2 separate regions of the Homo sapiens genome follow, and region 1 is linked to region 2. Evidence: chromatin loops called from intact Hi-C (ENCODE). Cell type or tissue: K562. All regions are shown on one strand. Links, peaks and the distances in the headings refer to the core of each region. The heading gives the core; the rest is flanking DNA. Region 1 overlaps POR (cytochrome p450 oxidoreductase). Region 2 has its middle 12 kb from the start of RHBDD2.

What was found. Hi-C counts contacts between places; a loop is a spot of excess contacts. Peaks named below come from ENCODE experiments on the same cell type or tissue, not always from the same donor. Only the 100,000 strongest peaks of a DNase experiment are listed, where the experiment ranks them.
Region 1: it touches region 2 in a loop (4-fold over the local background); 12 of 110 quality-filtered maps call a loop at or near these places.

Annotation. Positions count from the first base shown.
Region 1 is chr7:75,965,421-75,975,679 of GRCh38, forward strand. It overlaps POR (cytochrome p450 oxidoreductase), which reads left to right. Exons shown (of 16, transcript NM_001395413.1): 3 at 6,993-7,041. Among named protein-coding and RNA genes, the nearest start is that of TMEM120A, 24 kb to the right of the region's middle. RefSeq lists an enhancer at 1,299-2,178. In K562, for the core only: no CTCF peak of the experiment used is centred there; DNase peaks (open chromatin) are centred at 4,971, 6,581 and 7,161.
Region 2 is chr7:75,861,771-75,872,029 of GRCh38, forward strand. No RefSeq gene overlaps it. Among named protein-coding and RNA genes, the nearest start is that of RHBDD2, 12 kb to the right of the region's middle. RefSeq lists an enhancer at 4,761-5,055. In K562, for the core only: a CTCF peak has its summit at 4,869 (motif pointing right); a DNase peak (open chromatin) is centred at 4,911.

The DNA.
Region 1 (10,259 bases), core at 1,597-9,596, 100 kb after region 2:
GAGAGCTGGGATTCCAGCCTGGGGCTTCCTGCACCACGCTTTTGCTCCCTCGGACCCCTAGCTCTTGTCATGGCCACCCCAGCCCACCCCTCCTTTCCATCCCCTTTGATTGCACACAATAGCAGAGCCACTTTGTGCCAGATCAGATGATCTTACTGTCTGAGGGTATGGCCTTTTCTTTCTGTCACCGATGGGCTGAATAACCCTGAGTTTCTCTTCTCTGTCTCCGGAAAATTAGCCCTAGTCCTGGCCACCCCCTGGCTCAGGGTCACTGCTGAGGTCGTCAGAAGAGCATCAAGGCTTTTGCGTGTGTGGAACAGCACAGCAGGCTTTCTGAGCTTCACAGACTTGCTCACGGAGTCCTGATGTGAACACGTGCTGGAGGACATGGTCGGGGGGAATGAGGGAGCGGCAGCCCACCAGAGCCTTAGAGCATCCTGAGGACACGGCCCCAGGATCCTTGGGAAGGGCTGTGAGATGTGCTGCCTGAACGTGCCCGGGGCGCACTGCAGACAGGGTAAAGCCGGGGGAGGTGCACCTTGCTTGGGGAGCAGACAGGAACCCCGGGTGCTGGGCCACTGGGCCCTGGAGCTTTCACAGGCCTGGAGTTGAATTACCGCTTCACCCACCCTGAGCCTCACTGCCTTGTCAAGGTGGATAGAAACCCTTGCGCACTGCACAGGGTGGTGAGGATTAAACAAAATAAAATAGAAAGCTTCTTGAATGCTAGCCAGCATGCAGTAGGCACTCAGTAAGAAGTCATTCCCTTCGCCTGTTTTGTCTCTGACCTGTGGCCACTCACACCTGCTTTCACCTCCCCCTGCCTGTAGCCAGCTGTCTCCAGCAGCTGCCCTCCCCACGTGTTCATCAGAGTCCCTGTCCGCAGAGACAGCTGCTGGCTTCTGTCTGAGCTCCAGCAAACCACTTTCTGTTTTCACCAAAGACTGGCGTTTCCAACCATTAGCCCCATGCCACAAGGCTCTGAAGGTCAAGAAATCTGGGTCCGCCTAGCAGAGCCCACTCTCCGTCCTGCCAGAGCAGGCTGCCCCCAGCTCTGCTGCCATCGTGCCTCTGTGCCTCAGCCGCCACCCCTTCTCTCGCCGTGGGCACCCATGACCCTGGAGCCTGGAGAACTTGGCAGTAGACGCTAGGTTCTGAAAGGGAGCTGGTCCAAAGCAGCTTCCCCATGTGTTGCTAAGGGCAGGGGACAGTCTCAGGAGAAATCGAGTCCGCTGCAGAAAATCCAACCGGATTTGCAGTTTCCAGAAATGTTCCTCAGCGTCGCCTGTGACGGGAACAAAATGAACCGCACATCTCGGTTCATCTCGGTCCAAGTGACTCAGTGCTTTTCCCGCCCTCCCTCATCTTCCCCACGCAGTGGACTACAGCTGACTTCTGATCCTGAACCCAGAAAGACTCCTGCTCCCAATTTAGGCGTGGAGAGCCTTAATTGGAACCTTTCATGCTCCGTTCTGGAGCCACGTGGTCTGTGTGCTCCAGGCCTGGGACAGCTGCCACCTCTGTACGGCTGGAGCCTTGGGCTTTCTGGTTTTGTTTGTTTTTTCTTGAGACAGGGTCTCACTCTGTCAACCAGGTTGGAGTGCAGTGGCACAATCTTGGCTCACTGCAACCTTCACCTCAGCCTTCAGGCTCAAGTGATCCTCCTACCTCAGCCTCCCAAGTAGCTGGGATCACAGACGCACACCTCTACACCCGGCTAATTTTTGTATTTTTGGTAGAGACAGGCTGTTTCGCCATGTTGCCCAGGCTGGCCTCAAACTCCTGAGCTATGGCGTCCACCCACCTCGGCCTCCCAAAGTGCTGTACTGGTGTGAGCCACTGCACTCCGCCGAGCCTTGGGCTTTCGGATGGGCTGTTTGCACTCGGGAACCTCAGAAGGGTGCTCCCCAAGACAGAACATCACCACTGCAAACGGAGCCCACCTTGCCAGGCATTTCCCCAACTGCCCTGATGGGAGGGGAAGGTGTGTCTTTCATGGCACACAGGATGCTTCCCGCTGACATGGACCCAGTGTCTTAAGCTCTGTTTGCCCGCAATTCTTTTGTGTGGGGGAAGACAGGGACCAGACTTAATTTAATGTGATTGTGTGGCGCCCTGGCAGTGGGATCAGTGTGGCTTCCTTTATGGAGTGCAGCCCTGCCATAGCAACCTGCAGGCTGTCTTCTAGAGCCTAGAAGAGCTTTGTTCCGCAGACATGACTTCCTTTTTTTTTTTAATGGGAAACGGGGAGGGCGTGGGGAGAAGGGCTCTGATATAAACAGTTACCAAGGAGACCCGAGTCGGGGTTGGAAAGGTTTTCTCCTTCCCTCGGTCCATACAGAGGGAGGAGGGGTGTGTGCCCGGTGCAGGGACTCATGGGAGGCTTCACTCTGGAATCCTGAGTCCTGCCTGCTGGGGCTCCAGATGTTGCAGAGTTCTTGGGCTCATGGGGGCAGACGCAGGCAGGAGCTCAGGGAAATTCCGAGAGGACTTTGGGGTGTCCAGGAGCACTTTGAGGCCACGGGCCCAGGCAACTTCCTCACCAGTACGGAACAGGGGATGCACAGGGCCGAACTTTCCATCTGCTGGCCCCTGCTGGTGTCCAGGAGAGAGCTGTGACCCTCCTTTTTCCTTAAGTCCTGGAGCTGAGAGTGAGAAGCCATGGGGTGCACGTACTCGTCTCCACCTGAGGAGCCCGCTCTGAGAAGGTCAGTTCCTGACACTGTCCCTGGCGGCAGACTGCCCTCATGCCCCTTGGCCAGGGGACGCCTGCACCCTCACTCGAGTGTGGGAGACTTCCTCCTGGCGGGGACCTGCTGGAGGCCTGAAGATGCGGCTGCCTGGAGTTAACAGCAAGGTCAGCCATTCCCAGGGTTGCTGCCCCTGTCTCTGGCGAGGGACTCAGCCAGGCCTAGGCACTGGTGGCCCCTCTGGTCCAGGACTTGCACGCTGCATTTCCCTGCTTCCAAAGGAAGGAATTTGGACTGGAGACCAGGAAGGCCTCATGCACCCTCTTCTCTGCCTATAAATAATCAGGTCCCCCATGCAAATCCAGGTCTGAGGTCCTCCGATGGAATGGAGCCCATTCAGAGCAGTCCAGTGTGGGCCCTCTCGGGCTAAGCCCGTGAACTTTGCTTCTTGGAGCCCCCAGCAGGGCCTTGGGTTGGGAAGGGAGTTTCCTGGCACCCTCCCCGGCAGGATGGGTTTAACCAGCAGGAACTTGAAGGAATTGTTCTGTGTTGCGCCGGTGACCTAGAGGCACAGGTCCGCCTCCAGCTCCTTGGGTTCCCTTTTCCCCCCTGGACCACTCACACTTCCTGGGTGAACCCTAGCCTTGGGGCAGAGCAGGCTGGCACACCTTGTCCACTCTGACGTTCCAGCCCAGAGGCTCCCCTGTCCACTCCCAGGGCCAGCCAGCCTGGCATTCTGCTTTGTCCAACTGCGTCAGGAGGTCACATGGAAGCCCTCCTCCCCCGCCACTTGCCGGGCTTCTGGGATGGGAGCCGAGCTTGGAAGTTGCCATCCCTTGGCACCCCGCTTCCCGTGGGGCTGTCTCTCCAGGGGGCCGTTTTCTATTCCTGAGAAGACAGCCCAGCTCGTCCAAGAGGCCTTTCCCGGTTTCTTCAGCCATAAGCGTCTGCTCCCTTTGAAGCCCTGTGGCGTGAACCTGTCCTGTCCCATCCGTCCCTGTGGCGTGAACTGTGCCATCCATCTATGTGGTCTTAGCACATGCCACCTTGTGCCATGGATGTCTTTGAAATCACAGGCTGACCGCCTTCCAGGGAATGCCCTTTTTTCTACTGGGTGTTAACCAAGTTCCCCAGTCAGGCACTGGGGAGGCTGCAATAACCAGATGCAGCTCTTTAATAATAGTGTGGGCACGAGAGGGGCGGGGCCTGTGCAGTCCCGTGCCTGTCTAGTGTCAGAGCCAGGATTTAAAGCCAGGTCCGCCCTGCCACGTGGCTCTTCCCATCTTGCTGGGATCCTCCTCGGAGGCTGTCTTCCCCTGGCTGGAGGATTGGGCCTGTGAAGTCACAGGTTGTCTCGTTCTAGTCTCATGCCCTCGGTGCCTGGCGCAGTGCCTCCCGTGCCCCCACCTGGCTGGCCTGTGTTACCCGCCAGGCACTCACGGGGCACTGGAGTTTGCTCTTGTCCTTTTCTTCAGCAAATCTTCAGATCCACTTTGTTGGAGATGGAACTTCCCTGGAAGCATCTGTCCTTTGAGTAGAGATAGGGGTTGGCTTTTCAGCTGATGCCAGGTCAGACCTCAGAGGTGGCTAGGGAGTGAGAAGTGCCCTCAACAGCCTCTTAGTCCGCCCCTGCCAGCCTCGTGCTGGACAGAGAACTCAGGGCTGGCCACCCTAGGAGGAGACACGGCGTCCTGTGCCGTGTGCTAGGCGTCGCGCTCATGGCAGGGATACACAGACAGCCCCCAAGGTTATTCAACCCAGGCTTCCAGTTAAGCCACAGGAATGTGCAGAGTAAAGTGCCTTGGCCGACCAGTGTGTGTGCCACAGCGAAGACGGCGACAGTAGCGTTGCTGCGTGAGGGGCAGGGACGGCCTCTGGGAGAGGAAAGTTAAGTTCTGTGGTAAAGGATGAGTAGAAGGTGGGAAGGGGTCACAGGAAGGGCCTTGTAGGCCCAGGGAGCCGCGTGGAAATGTGAGTAGCTTAGCGTAGCCCAGAGAGGTGGGAAATGGGGCCGGGCCACTGCGGGAGGGGTGTTCAGAATCGGCCACTTTTCTCTTGTTTAAAATATCTGCTCTGCTGGGGTCCCCTTACTCAGGGTGTAGCTATTCTAATTATCCTTATTGTTGGAGGCTTCAAAATCAATCAGTCGGGCCCCACATGTACCACTTCTGTTTATTTATATCGGTTGGTTGGTTGATTTACAGGGTCTCCCTCTGTCTCCCGGGCTGGAACCCGGGTGTTTGAAGCTGCAGTGAGCTATGATCGCACCGCACGGTCATGTGATCGCACAGTGGTGAGATCATCGCCCACTGCAGCTTCAAACACCCAGGTTCAAGGGATCCTCCCACCTCAGCCTCCTGAGTAGCTGGGACCACAGGCACAGACCACCACACCGGGCTAATTAAAAAAAATTTTTTTTTTTAGAGGTAGAGTATTGCTGTTTTACCCAGGCTGGTCTCAAACTGGCCTCAAGTGATCCTCCCACCTTGGTTTCCCAAAGTGCTGGCATTACAAGTGTCGGCCACTGAGCTAGGTTCTTGGATACTCTCTTTAAGAAAATGCCTCTTCTTGGAAGTTGCAGTGAGCCAAGATCGTGCCACTGCACTCCAGCCTGGGCGACAAAGCGAGACTCCATCTCAAAAAAAAAAAAGAAAAAGAAAATGCCTCTTCAAGTCTTTTGATAGTTTTTCTGATGGAGGATTTGTCTTTTTCCTGTTGATTTGTAGGGCTTTCTTACATTCTCGATCAAAGTCTTTTGCCCACATATAAGTACATTACAAATATCCTCTCCCACACTGCAGCTTGCCTTTCCTTCCTTTAATGGCGTTTTTTATTTTATTTTATTTTATTTTATTTTATTTTATTTTTTGAGACAGATTCTCACTCTGTTGCCCAGGCTGGAGTACAGTGGCGTGATCTCGGCTCACTGCAACCTCCGCCTCCCTAGTTCAAGTGATTCTCCTGCCTCAGCCTCCCGAGTAGGTGAGATTACAGGTGCGCGTCACCAGGCCCGGCTAATTTTTGTATTTTTAGTAGAGACGGGGTTTTGCCATGTTGGTCAGGCTGGGCTCAAACTCCTGACTCAAGTGATCCTCCCGCCTCAACCTCCCAAAGTGCTGGAATTACGTGCATGAGCCACTATGCCCGACCAAAAATGTCATTTTAAATACAAAAATGTATTTTCATCTTCAGGTTTGTCACTTGATTCAGAATGGCCATATTTCAAATCTCCACCACCCAGAGGAAGGTGTTTCCCACCTTGCTGTATTCAGCCAGCGTTTTTCACCTCCTTCAGCTTGAAAGTCCTGGGCAAGGGGCACTGGGCTTGTTCCTCTGGCCCTGCAGGCTTGGGGCAAGGGTCAGAAGGAAACAGAAGAACGGAAAATGGGGCGGGGTGAGGGGTGGTGCGGGGGTAGAAGGCCAGAAGTGGACAGTGGACAGAAGATTGTGTCACCCCAGCCTGATCCTGAGGCTGGCGGGCACCAGGCTGCCCTCTGGAGGGGATGGACCAAGGTGAGGGCTGTAGTCCCAGGAACGCAGAGAAGGGAAAAATGAAATGTGGCCCAGTGCAGGGGAAGCAGAGGGGGTCTTTGAATCCCAGGGGAGCTGACCCTTGCGCAGGACCTTGAGGGCAGAGCGGGGGTCAGCCAGGTGAGGGGACTGTGGCAGGAAGGCTCTGGGTGGAAGCGATGGCGTGCACAGGATTCTGAGGCCACCATGCAGGGAGGGGGTGTGAATTAGGCATCAAGCTTGGTTTGTGGAGGGGAGTGGCAGGTGACGCTGGAGACAGACTCTGAGGGGACTCATGTGCCCGGATCCCATGGGTCGTGGGAGCTGTTGAAGAGCGGAGCAGGGAAGTGGCAGATGTGAGAGGCAGGGGCTGGAGAAGGAAGAGGTGAAGAGGTGGAAGGTCAGGCTGAGGTCAGGCCGTGGGGACCTGGGCTGTGGGTGGGGAGGAAGAGGGAAGTGGAAACCTTGGCTCTTCCTTGAGGGAAACAAGCCCATATCTATCTGGGTGCAGGAGAGGTCTTGGCTTTGCAAAGCACTGGTGTCGCAAGAGGCTTTACTGTAGGGGAAATGGGAAGGGTGAGCTGGTGCGGGAGGCCTGGGAGCCCTGGTGTTGGATTAGAGGCCAGCTGCTGGCTTAGCCCCTGGGGAGTGGCACGGGACAAAGCTGGAATGTCCCCTCCCTGTGCTGCCACAGCATCCCATGAAACCTGCATCTAAGGACACCCACGTCCCGTGACACCTGTGTCCCATGACACCTGCCTCCCACGCTCATTGCACACTTTTGTCTTGCAGGACCTCCTCTGTCAGAGAGAGCAGCTTTGTGGAAAAGATGAAGAAAACGGTGAGTTTCCTGCATGTCTTTACTCTTCTCAGGAAGCCTCGGCCCCGATGGGCATGTAATCAAGTCTAGCAGACGGCTGGCGTCACCGCATAGAGGATGTCCCGGTGGCCAGGAGAGGGAACGCAGCCCGGCTCGCTTGGGAGTCATTCTTGCCTAACCAAAGCCCTGAAGCAGCTCTGCTGTTGCTGGGACAGTTTGTTTCCTTGAATCTTTACTTTTTGAACAAACCAAAGTCTAAGAACAGACCCTCCCTCTAACTCACGAAGCTTCTCCCGTCTGGCCCTGGCCTGTCCAGGAGCAGAGGTAAATCTCACAGAGCTGCGGTCGTGGCACCACTGCCATTTTCTCTCCGCTTTGTTTTTGTTACTTTTTTTTTTTTGAGATGGAATCTCGCTCTGTCACCCAGGCTGGAGTGCAGTGGCGCAATCTCGGTTCACTGCAAGCTCCACCTCCCGGGTTCAAGCCATTCTCGTGCCTCAGCCTCCCGAGTAGCTGGGATTACAGGTGCGTGCCACCACGCCCAGCTAATTTTTGTATTTTTAATAGAGATGGGATTTCACCATGTTGGCCAGACTGGTCTTGAACTCCTGACCTCAGGTGATCCGCCCGCCTCAGCCTCCCAAAGTGCTGGGATTACAGGCGTGAACCACCGCACCCAGCCAATTTAACTATTTAATTGTAGGCATCAGTACTACATTTACATAGTTAAAATAAAAACATCCACTATTCAGTGGAAAGCTCCCCTCTGCCACCCACTCATCCCCACTGTTCTTATTATTTATGGATCCTTCTAGAGTTCCTGTATGAACATACAAGTAAAACAAACAGAGACTCTTATTTTTAATTTAAAAAAACCTTTATTTTATTTTAGAGACAGGGTCTCACTGTGTTGCCCAGGCTGGAGTGCAGCGGCGCCATCATAGCTCACTGCAGCCTCAAACTCCTAGACTCAAGCCATCCTCCTACCACAGCCTCCCAAGTAGCTGGGACTACAGGTGCACACCACCACGCCTGGCTAATTTTTTAATTTATTCTTCATAGGAACAGGTTCTCGCTATGTTGCCCAGGCTGGTCTTGAACTCCTGGCCTCAAGCAATCCTTCTGCCTCCGCCTCCCAAAGTGCTGGGACTGTAGGTGCGAGCCATTGCATCCAGCCTACACTTTTCTTAAAACACAAAACGTGGCATACTATGTGCACTGTTCCAGACCTTGCTTTTTTTTTTTTTTTTTTTTTTTTTGAGACAGAGTCTCGCTCTGTCGCCCAGGCTGGAGTGCAATGGCACGGTCTTGGCTCACTGCAACCTTCACCTCCTCGGTTCAAGTGATTCTCCCGCATCAGCCTCCGGAGTAGTTGGGGTTAGACGCCTGCCACCGTGCCTGGCTAATTTTTGTATTTTTAGTAGAGACGGGGTTTCACCATGTTGACCAGGCTGGTCTCAAACTGCTGACCTCGTGATCCATCTGCCTCGGTCTCCCAAAGTGCTGGGATTACAGGCGTGAGCCACTGCGCCCGGCTGACCTTGCTTTAAAAAAAAAAGAACACAAAACAACTTGATATGTCTCAAAGATCCTTCCATATCAATACAAAGATACTGCCATCATCTTAGCTGTACCATGATTCCATTATATGGCCATCTGGATTCACTGTAACGCACTTAACCCTGTCCTATTAAAGATGGGCACTGGGGCTGTTGCTACTCTTTGGCTCTTACCAACAATGTCACTGTGAATATGTAGCTCGGTTTGCACATTTCAAATACAAAGCAGTCCCAGAAGTGGAATTGCTGGATTGGAAGGTAGATGTGTTTGCAATCGTGATAGAAGCTACAAATCGTCCCCGTAGGAGTCACACCGTGGCACGCGCTCAAGAATAGCGACGTGTGAGAAAACTGTTCCCCACAGCCTTGCCAACAGTTTGTTATTAAAGTTTAGATTTTTGTCAGTTTTCTAGGCTTAAAAAAAAAACTCAGTATAGTTGTAATTTACATTTTTATGAATGAGATTCAGTAGATTTTCACCCACCTAGGTCTAGATGGCTTCGTTTCTTTTTCTTTTTTCTTTTCTTTTTTTTTTTTTTTTTTTTGAGACAGGGTCTCGCTTTGTTGCCCAGGCTGGAGTGCAGTGGTGTGATCTCAGCTCACTGCAATCTCCACCTCCCGGGTTCAAGCAATTCTCATGCCTCATTCTCCTGAGTAGCTGGGATTACAGGTGCGTGCTACCATGCCTGGCTAACTTTTGTATTTTCAGTAGAGACAGGGTTTTGCCATGTTGGCCAGGCTGGTCTCGAACTCCTGACCTCAGGTCATCCACTCAACTTGGCCTCCCAAAGTTCTGGAATTACAGGCCTGAACCACCGCACCCAGCCTCTTTTTTCTTTTTTTAATAGATTCTCTCTTCACATCTTTTGCCTGCTTTTCTGTTGGGATTGATCTTTCTCCTTGAAATTATTAGGGAGATGAATCTCTTGTCTGTGATATAAGTTGAAAATATCTTGCCCGTTAAAGAGTTTGTCTTTTAGTGAGATTCCATCTCTTAAAAAAAAGTTTGTCTTTCAACCTAGCTGATCGCATTTTTATTTGTTTTGCTGTGTAAAAGTTACAGAGTCACCTATATGATTCTTTCTTTTCGTGACTTCTGGTCTTAGAGTCATAATTTGAAGGTCTTCCCCATGCTAAAGAGATAAAGATATTCCTGTATTTTTTTTTTCTAGTACTTTTAGGGTTTTGTTTTTCATATTCAAAATTTAAAATCTGATCTATTGGGAATTTATCCTGATGTAAGATGTGAGGTATGAATCCAACTCTACATTTTACATAGCTGTCTAAACACCATGTATTAGAGTCCATCTTTCCCCCACTGGTTTGAAATGCCACCTTTATCATATACTTAATTCCTGGGCTGGGCGCAGTGGCTCATGCCTGTAATCCCAACACTTTGGGAGGCCGAGATGGGCAGGTCGCTTGAGCCCAGGAGTTTGAGACCAGCCTGGGCAACATGGCGAAACCCCATCTCCACAAAAAATAGAAAAATTAGTGGGACACAGTGGTGCGCACCTATAGTCCCCGCTACCTGAGAGGCTGAAGTGGGAGGATAGCTTGAGCTTGGGAGGCACAGATTGCAGTGACCACTGGACTCAAACCTGGGCAACAGCTACACCCTGTGTCAAATAATAATAATAATAGCTGGGTCTCTGGGTTCTTTTCACTGGGCGCAACGTG
Region 2 (10,259 bases), core at 738-8,737:
TAGGTCATATGGTAATTCTATGTCTTAGCTTTTTGAGGAACTGCCAAACTGTCTTCTGTAGCAGCTGCATCATTTTACGTTTCCATCAGCAGTGCAAAAGGATTCCAGTCTTGCCACATCCTTGCCGGCGCTTGTTATTTTCTGTTTTTTTAAAAATATGTCATAGCTATCCTAATAAGGTGTGAAGTGGTATCTCATTGTCTTTTCAGTTTGAATCTCCTTAATGATTAGTGATGTTGAGCATCTTTTTATGTGCTTATTGGCACTTGTCTATTTTCTTTGGAGAAATATCTATTCAAGTTCTTTGCCCAATTTTCTTTCTTTATTTCTTTCTTTCTTTTTTTTGAGACGGAGTTTCGCTCCTGTTGCCCAGGCTGGAGTGCAGTGGCATGATCTCAGCTTACTGCAACCTCCACCTCTAGGGTTCAAGCGATTCTCCTATCTTAGCTTCCCAAGTAGCTGGGATTACAGGCTTGGGCCACCACGCCCGGCTATTTTTGTATTTTTAGTAGAGACGGGGTCGGCTATTTTTGTATTTTAGTAGAGACAGGGTTTCACCGCGTTGGCCAGGCTGGTCTCAAACTCGTGACCTCAAGCGATCCATCCGCCTTGGCCTCCCTAAGTGCTGGGATTACAGGCGTGAGCCACCGTACCCAGCACCAGTTTTCAGTTGGTTTGTTTGTTGTTGAGTTGTAGGAATTCTTTATATATTTTGGATTTGATTTGTAAATATTCCCTCCCTTTCTGTGGGTTGTCTTTTTACTCTCTTGATAGTTTCTTTTGATGCACAAAGGTTGAAAATTTGGTGGTCGGGCACAGTGTCTTACACCTGTAATCCCAGCACTTTGGGAGGCCAAGGCAGGAGGACTGCTTGAGCCCAGGAGTTTGAGACCAGCCTGGGCAAAATAGTGAGACCTTGTCTCTATTTAAAAAAAAAAAATTTTTTTTAAGTTTTAAATTTTGATGAAGTTCAACTTCTCTATTTTTTCTTTTATTGCCTTTTTATGGCTTTTGGTGACACATCCAAGAAATCATTGCCAAAGCCAATGTGTTTTCTTCTAAGAGTCTTATAAGTTTTACCTCTTATATTTAGGTCTTTGACTCATTTGGAGTTAATTTCTGTATATGGTGTGAGGGAAGGGTCAAATGGCATTTTTTTTTTTTTTTTTTTGCATATGGATATCCCACTTTTCTCAGCACCGTTTGTTGAAAATGTTGCCTTTTCCCCATTGAATGGTCTAGGTCCTCATGTCAAAAAGCAATTGACTTTAAATATGAGGGTTTATTTCTGTGTTCTTTCTTCTATTCCATTGGTCCACATTTCTGTCCTTGCACCAGTTCTGCACCATTTTGTCACCTTGAATCACTTTGAATAGACTCACTGCTCTTTATTTTTTTTTTTTTAGACAGAGTCTCGCCCTGTCACCCAGGCTGGAGTGCATTGGCACTATCTCAGCTCACTGTAACCTCTGACTCCCAGGTTCAAGCCATTCTGCTGCCTCAGCCTCCCAAGTAGCTGGGATCCAGGTGCATACCACCTCACCCAGCTAATTTTTGTATTTTTAATAGTAACGGGGTTTCACCATGTTGGCCAGGCTGGTCTCGAACTCCTGGCCTCTCGTGATCCGCCTGCCTCGGCCTCCCAAAGTGCTGGGATTACAGGTGTGAGCCACCACACTTGGCCTAAATAGATTAATTCTCAATTATCCTGCTTCTCTGCCCCCATGCCTTCCCTGCCCTCTCAGCTTCCCTCAATCTGTCCTCTCCAAAATGCAATGGTACCTTTCCTACCCCTACTCCAATGCCAATCTTCTTCTCCCTCTAGCTTCCCCCAAACTCAAGGGCACGACTATTCATGTAGGAGTGCTCCTTGATTTCTTTCTTTTTTTTTTTTTTTTTTGAGACAGTGTCTTACTCTGTCACCCAGGCTGGAGTGCAGTGGCACAATCAGGGCTCACTGCAGCCTCGACCTCCCGAGCTCAAGCAATCCTCCCACCTCACTCTCCCAAGTAGCTGGGACTACAGGTTCATGCCACAATGCCCTGCTAATTTTTGTACTTTTTGTAGAGATGAGGTCTTCTATGTTTCCCAGGCTGGTCTCAAACTCCTGAGCTCAAGTGATCCACCCACTTCGGCCTCCCAAAGTGCTGGGATTACAGGCATGAGCCATCGCACTCGGCCTGATTTCTCTCTTTCTCTTACCCCCATACCCACTCCATCAGCCACCTCATAGGCTCCACTTCCAGGTATATTTGAAATCCACCTGCTTCTCCCCTCCTCAGCTGCTACTCCCCTCATTCAACCATGGTCATCTCTTTCCAGGATTCCTGCACCACCTACAGAAAATGGTGAGATGAGCCAGACAGGTAGCTCATGCCTGTAATCCCAGCACTTTAGGAGGCTGAGGTGGGTGGATCACTGGAGGTCAGGAGTTCGAGACCAGCCTGGCCAACATGGTGAAACCCTGTCTCTATTAAAAATACAAAAAACTCGCCGGGCATGCTGGTGGGCACCTGTAGTCCCAGCTACTGGGAGGCTGAGGCAGGAGAATTGTTTGAACCTGGGAGGCAGAGGATGCAGTGAGCCAAGATCACACCACTGCACTCCAGCCAGGGTGACAGAGCAAGACTCTAGTTTCAAAAAAAAAAAAAGGGAAGAAAAAAAATGGTGAAATGAACCATTTTCACTCTTGCCTCCTTCCACACAACAGCCAGAGTAATCTTTTTTGTTTCTTTTTAAATTAATTAATTTTTTTTTTGAGTCAAGGTCCTACTGTGTCTCACTCAGGCTAGAGGGCAGTGGCATGATCATAGCTCACCGTAGCCTTGACCTCCTTGGCTCAAGCGATCCTCCTGCCTCAGCCCCCTAAGTAGTTGGGACTACAGGCACACATCACCATGCATGGCTAACATAAAAAATATTTTTGTAAAGACAGTATCTCACTATGTTGCCAAGGCTGGTCTTGTACTCCTGGACTCAAGAGATCCTCCTGCATCAGCCTCCCAAAGCAATGTGATTACAGGCATGAACCACTGTGCCTGGCCTGTTTCAAAATATATATATATTTGAGACAGGGTCTCTCTCTGTCACCCAGGCTGGAGTGTAGTGTTGTGAACATAGCTCACTGTAGCCTCGAACTCCCAGGCTCAAGTGATCCTCCCACCTCAGCTTCCCAAAGTGCTGGGATTACAGACATGAGCCACTGTGCCTAGCCTCTCCTATACCTTTTAAAGCCTTTTGTTATTTGTGTAACATACTATAATCACTGTTAGGAACCTTGCCTCTCTCAATAAAATATTTTAGGTAGCATTCTGTATGGATACTAGCTTCCTTAGTTTGGGGTTTTTTTTTTTTTTTGGTTTTATGACTGCAGAGGATTACTTCAAAAGGACACACCATAATTTATTGGCCAGGCATGGTGGCTCATGCCTGTAATCCCAGCACTTTGGGAGGCTGAGGTGGGTGGATTACCTGAGGTCAGGAGTTTGAGACCAGCCTGGCCAACGTGGTGAAACCCCGTCTCTACTAAATACAAAAAATTAGCAGGTCATGGTGGCACACACCTGTAATCCCAGCTATTTGGGAGGCTGAGGCAGGAGAATCGCTTGAATCTGGGAGGCGGAGGTTGCAGTGAGCTGAGATCCCACCACAGCAATATGTCTCAAAAAAAAAAAAAAAAAGGACGCGCCATAATTTATTAATCATTCCCACATTGATCGACATCTGGGTCATCTCTAATCATTTATTCTGGCAGTCAATGCTGCAATGAATAACTTCTTAAACCACTTTGCACTTAAGCAAGGATATCTACAAGTTAGAATCCTAGAAGTGAAATTGATCAAATATATGTACATTTGTCATTTTGATAGATATTGTCAGATTCCCTTCTATAGAAATTGCACCCAGCTGGGTGCGGTGGCTCATGACTGTAATCCCAGCCTTTTGGGAGGCCAAGGCAGGTGGATCACCTGAGGTCAGGAGTTCGAGACTAACCTGACCAATATGGTAAAAGCTCGTCTCCACTAAAAATACAAATATTACCCAGGTGTGGTTGTGGGTGCCTGTGGTCCCAGCTACTTGGGCGGCTGAGACAGGAGAATTGCTTGAACCCAGGAGGCAGAGGTTGCAGTGAGCCGAGATCGCGCCACTGCACTCCAGCCTGGGTGACAGAGGGAGACTCCATCTCAAAAAACAAACAAACAAAAATTAGCCAGCCGTGCTGGCGTGCACCTATAATCCTAGCTACTCAGGAGGCTGAGGCAGGAGAATCACTTGAACCTGGGAGATGGAAGCTGCAGTGAGCCGAGATTGCACCACTGCACTCCAGCCTGGGTGACAGAGCGAGAGTCGGTCTCAAAAAAAAAAAAAAAAATTGCACCCATTTTCGATCTCATCAGCAATGTTTTTGAGTGCTTGTTTCCCATTCCTTCGAAAATATAAATGGGTCATTAGTCATTACCCTCCCAGCTTAACCTCTCTAAGCAACTTCCCACTGTCCTTGGAAACAGCATCTACTTTCCTCGCCATGGCCTCCAAGGGCTTGCCTACACTATTTGACTCCTGCCTGTCTCGCTTCCCATGCCCTGCTGAAGGCAAGTGTTGGACACATCTAAGGGATGCCAGCCAGCAGGGTTGGGAGGGAGTTGGCATTTCTTCCCAAGGGGATGTGTGCTTGGGCAGTGGACCTGCAGACTGTGCCCATCCTATGAATGTGGGGAAAGAGAGCATGGCACATGAATGCTAGGGAAGGCAGGCTGCAGTTTCATAACTTTGGGGGATTGCCCGAAGGTACGATGGACCTGGGGAAATTGGGGCATTGGGGTGCCTGTTTAAAGCCATCGTCTGTAAGTGAGCCATGTCACAGGCCAGCCAGCAGAGGACAGTATTCTGCTTTGGGATGAGGCCATTTCTCCATCAGACCAGAGGAAGCCAAACCCAGCTGTCCATCTACCACGGGGCAGTGAGGACCCGGCGTGGGGGCTGCAGAGCAGTTAAATGAGCCGGAGTCCGCAGCTGGCAACCAACCCCTGCGTTCTACCGATGACAGCCTCCTGTTGAACAAGGAGCCGCACTGCTCCCTGGGGCACGGGCCTGAGAAGCTGGGACCACCCGGGGTTGGGGGCTGGAGGGACCTGATGTCCTGCTCCCCTGGGATGCCCAGGTGGTGGATGAGGTCCAGGTCCCACCCAACCCTCAACCATTCCATCCCTGCAGTCATTCCGTGCCTTCCCAAGGTGTCTGCAGATGTGCAGTGGAGGTTGGGGGTCAATCCAGGAACCACCCGAGAACTGGCTAAGTGGGATGCCTGGCACTGGTCCCAGAGCTGTCTCAGCTGTGCAAAGTGAGATATCACCTTCTAAACCCTACGATGCACCTGTAAAGGGAAAATGTGAAATCTCAGAACCCCCGAAACTTATGCCACAGGGAAAGCTAAGCTTAAAGGCTGAGTCACGCAACACACTCTCTCTCTGTCTGTCTGTCTATCTGTCTGTCTGTCTCTCTCTCTCTCTCTCTCTCTCTGTGTGTGTGTGTATGTTAGACAGGGTCTTGCTCTGTCACCCAGGCTGGAGTGCAGTGACGCAATCATGGCTCACTGTTGCAGCCTGGACCTCCTGGGCTCAAACAATCCTCCCTCCTCAACCTCCCAAAGTGCTGGGATTACAGGCATGAGCCACTGCACCCAGCCGGGAAGAAGTATTGATACAAGCAACAACATGATGAATGTCAGATCATCTGGCTGAGTGAACGAAACTAGGCCAAAACCACAAGTGCATATTATACGATTCCATTCATATAACATTTTAGAAAATCTAAACGAATCTACAGTGACACAAAGCAGCCATTGGTTGCCTGGGGATAAAGAAGGCAGGGATTATAGAGTAGAAGGGATTATAGAGGGGTGAGATATAATTTTTGGGGGTGGTGGGTATGTCATTATCTAAATTGTGGTGATAGTTTCATGGGTGTGTGTATATATATATGTATGTATATGTATATATATGTGTATATATGTATGTATATGTATATATGTGTATATATATGTGTGTATATATATATGTCAAAATGTATCAAAATCTATACTGTAATTATATGTAGTTTATTGTAAGTAAATCAAACCTTTTTGGTTTTTTCAAGATGGAGTTTCATTCTGTTGCCCAGGCTGGAGTGCAGTGGCACAATCTTGGCTCACTGCAACCTCCACCTTCTGGGTTCAAGCGATTCTCTTGCCTCAGCCTCCCGAGTAGCTGGGACCACAGGTGCCTGCCACCACACCTGGCTAATTTTTGTATTTTTAGTAGAGACGAGGTTTTGGCATGTTGACCAGGCTGGTCTTGAATTCCTGACCTCAAGCAGTCCTCCTGCCTTGGCCTCCCAAAGCGCTGGGATTACAGGAGTGAGCCACCACACCCGGCCTCAGTAAATAAAATTTTAATAAAACTTTTTTTTTTAATGCCAATATAGTCATGTCTGTAATCCCAGTGCTTTGGAAGGCCAAGGCAGGAGGATTGCTTGAGGCCAGGAGTTCGAGACCAGCCTGGGCAATATAGCTAGAACTTCTGTTTACCAAAAAAATGCTGATGTGTCAAAAATAAATATTTTTCATCACTGGCTCAAATTTTAATATCTTCCTTTGCCATGTATACTGCATGAGGTGGGGAATGGGGGAATGGAATAATTTGGGAAAGTAAAGATGATCAAGGCTCAGTGTTAATTCTACAATATATTGCTTTCATTGCCTTAACCATGCATGCTTATTACAGCAAAGTCAGAACAAGGTTGAGACGGGGTCTCGCCGTGTCGCCCAGGCTGGAGTGCAATGGCGTGATCTCGGCTCACTGCAGCCTCTGCCTCCCAGGTTCAAGCAATTCTCCTACCTCAGCCTCCTGAGTAGCTGGGATTACAGGCGCGTGCTACCACGTCCGCCTAACTTTTTGTATCTTTAGTAGAGACGGGGTTTCACCATGTTGGCCAGGCTGGTCTCGAAGTCCTGACCTCGTGATCCACCTGCCTCGGCCTCCCGAAATGCTGGGATGACAGGCGTGAGCCACAATGCCCAGCCTATAACATTTTTATAAATGTTTTTGAGTGAATGGAGAAATTAATTACTCTGTTCTGTGATGCTTGGTGTTTGTCAGCTTTAAATCCCCCATAGCACTCAGATCTTAGAGACAGAACTTTGGTCTTTATGGGTGAATTACAACCAATTCCATTTACATTACTTTCATTTCTCTATATGCTAAAGTTACCTTTTTTTTTTTCTTCAGTCTATTGCCCAAGCTGGAGTGAGGTGGTGCGATATCAGCTCATTGCAGCCTCCAACTTTTGGGCTCAAGCAATCCTCCCACCAGCCTCCCGAGTAGCCAGGACTACAGGCATGCGCTACCATGCCAGGCTTATTTTTAAAATTTTTTGTAGAGATGGAGTCTCACTATGTTGCCCAGATTGGTCTCAAACGCTTGGCCTCAAGCGATCCTGCCTCAGCCTCCTAAAGCACTGGGATTACAGACGTGAGCTACTTATTGATAAATTTCTGGATTATAGAAGGTCATATAGGTTTAAATTGATAAATTGAAACCAGCAGATTTCTGGCATTTAGAATGCTTCCTCAACACCTTTCCAAGAAGGCTGGCTGTGGCCAGGCATGGTGACTCAAACCTATAATCCCAACACTTTGGGAGGCCAAGGCGGGTGGATCACCTGAGGTCAGGAGTTTGAGATCAGCCTGACCAACATGGTGAAACCCTGTCTCTACTAAAAATACAAAAACATTAGCCAGGCGTGGTGACGGGTGCCTATAATCCCAGCTACTCAGGAGGCTGAGGCAGAAGCATCGCTTGAACCTTGTAGGTGGAGGGTACAGTGAGCCAAGATCACGCCACTGCACTCCAGCCGGGGGGATAAAGTAAGACTCCATCTCAAAAATAAAAATAAAAATAAAATAAATAGAAACCAGCACATTTCTAGTATTTAGAATGTTTCCTCAACATCTTTCCAAGAAGGCTGGCTGCCTTGCAGGAATTTCAGCACACGTGCCCACAAATACAGGACCAATGCCTTTGCCGCCTGGGTTATACTCTACACTTGAGCTGCTCTTGTTTTTATATTATAGACTGCTGTTCATTTAGCTTCGTCATGATTGATTCGTTTGTGGTGGGTTGCTTGTCCTGCTGTAGAATGTGTAGTAAGATCTATTTGCTTCAAAAGTGGTTTGGAGCCAGGTACGGTGACTCACACCTATAACCACAACACTTTGGGAGGCTGAGGCAAGAGGATGGCTTGAGCCCAGGAGTCTGAGACCAGATTGGCGAAACCCCATCTCTACAAAAAAAAAAAATTAAAAAAATTAGCTGTGCATGGTGACATGTGCTTGTAGTACCAGCCACTTGGGAGGCCGAGGCAAGAGGAACACTTGAGCCCAGGAGGTGGAGGTTGCAGTGAGCTATGATCATGCCACTGCACTCCAGCCTGGGCAACAGAGTAAGACCCTGTTTCAAAACAAAAAAATAGTTTTAGTCTATAACATTCCAGGAAGTAAACTTGAAGCCATGTCACAATTCAAATATGAACTGCCTATACTCCTATGGATCACTTGAGGTCAGGAGTTCAAGACGAGCCTGGCCAACATGGCAAAACCCCGTCTCTACTAAAAATACAAAAATTAGCCGGTGTCGTGGCATTCACCTGTAATTCCAGCTACTCAGGAGGCTGAGGCAGGAGAATCTCTTGAACCCGGGAGGCGGAGGTTACAGTGAGCCTAGATCGCACCACTGCACTCCAGCCTGGGGGACAGAGAGAGACTCTCTCGATTAAAAAAAAAAAAAAGATATATCACAGCCCCACCCTCCCACCCACAGTTTTTCCCTTGTGCAGTGACTCAATTGCAAATGCCAAGTTCCTCCTCTTCCTCCCCAAGTTACAAAGTGAAAACATATAGCGTAGGCAGGTTGCGGGGGGCCTATCAATCCACAAAGTTTAGGAGCCCCTGGTGTAGCAAGAAGAACCACGAACCTACCGTCAGGTGAGCTGATGTGGATTCTGCTGCTCTATGGCTGTGTGAGCTTGCCAAGTCACTTTACCTCTCTGAGCCTTTAGATTCTTCTAAAAATGGAGCTGTTATATCCAATTTCCAGATTTGTTGTAAAAATTAAACATGGGTTAGGCGTGGTGACTCATGCCTGTAATCCCAGCAGTTTGGGAGGCTGAGGTGGGAGGATGGCTTGAGCCCAGAAGTTTGAGACCAGCGTGGGCAACATAGTGAGACCGCTTCTCTAGGAAAAAATAAAAAAAAAAAAAAATAGCTGGGTGTGATGGCACATGACTGCGGTCCCAGCACCTTGGGAGGCTGAGGTGTGTGCATCACCTGAGGTCAGGAGTTGGAGACCAGCCTGGCCAACCTGGTGAAACCCCGTCTCTACTAAAAATACATGGCCGGGCGCGGTGGCTCACGCCTGTAATCCCAGCACTTTGGGAGGCCGAGGCGGGCAGATCACGAGGTCAGGAGATCGAGACCATCCTGGCTAACATGGTGAAACCCCATCTCTACTAAAAATACAAAAAAAAAAATTAGCTGGGCGTTGTAGGGGGCATCTGTAGTCCTAGCTGCTCAGGAGGCTGAGGCAGGAGAATGGCGTGAACCCGGGAGTCGGAGGTTGCAGTGAGCCGAGATCGTGCCACTGCACTCCACCCTGGGCGACTGAGCAAGACTCCGTCTCAAAAAAAAAATAAAAATAAAAATAAAAATAATAAAAGAATAAAATAAATTTTAAAAAATTAAAATTAAAAAAATATACAAAAAATTAGCCAAGCATGGTGGTGCACGCCTGTAATCCCAGCTACTTGGGAGGCTGAGGCACGTGAATCGCTTGAACCCGGGAAGCAGAGGTTGCAGTGAGCCGAGATCTCGCCACGGTACTACAGCCTGGGCAACAAGAGTGAAACTGTCTCAAAAAAAAAAAAAAAAAAAGTGGTAAGTGGTGCTTTTGGAAAGTGCTTTGTAAACTACAGAGTCCTCTACAAAGACTCTTCTGTTGTCCTCCTTTTGTAAACCCAAAGTGCTCAGCACAAGGCCTGGCACACAGGAGGCACTAAATAAATACTTACCAAATTAATAAATCAGTGGCCAGGTGTGGTAGCTCACGCCTGTAATCCCAGCACTTTGGGAGGCCGAGGCGAGCAGATCCCTTAAGGTCAGGAGCTTGAGACCCGCCTGGCCAACATGGTGAACACCCCATATCTATTAAAAATACAAAAATTAGCTG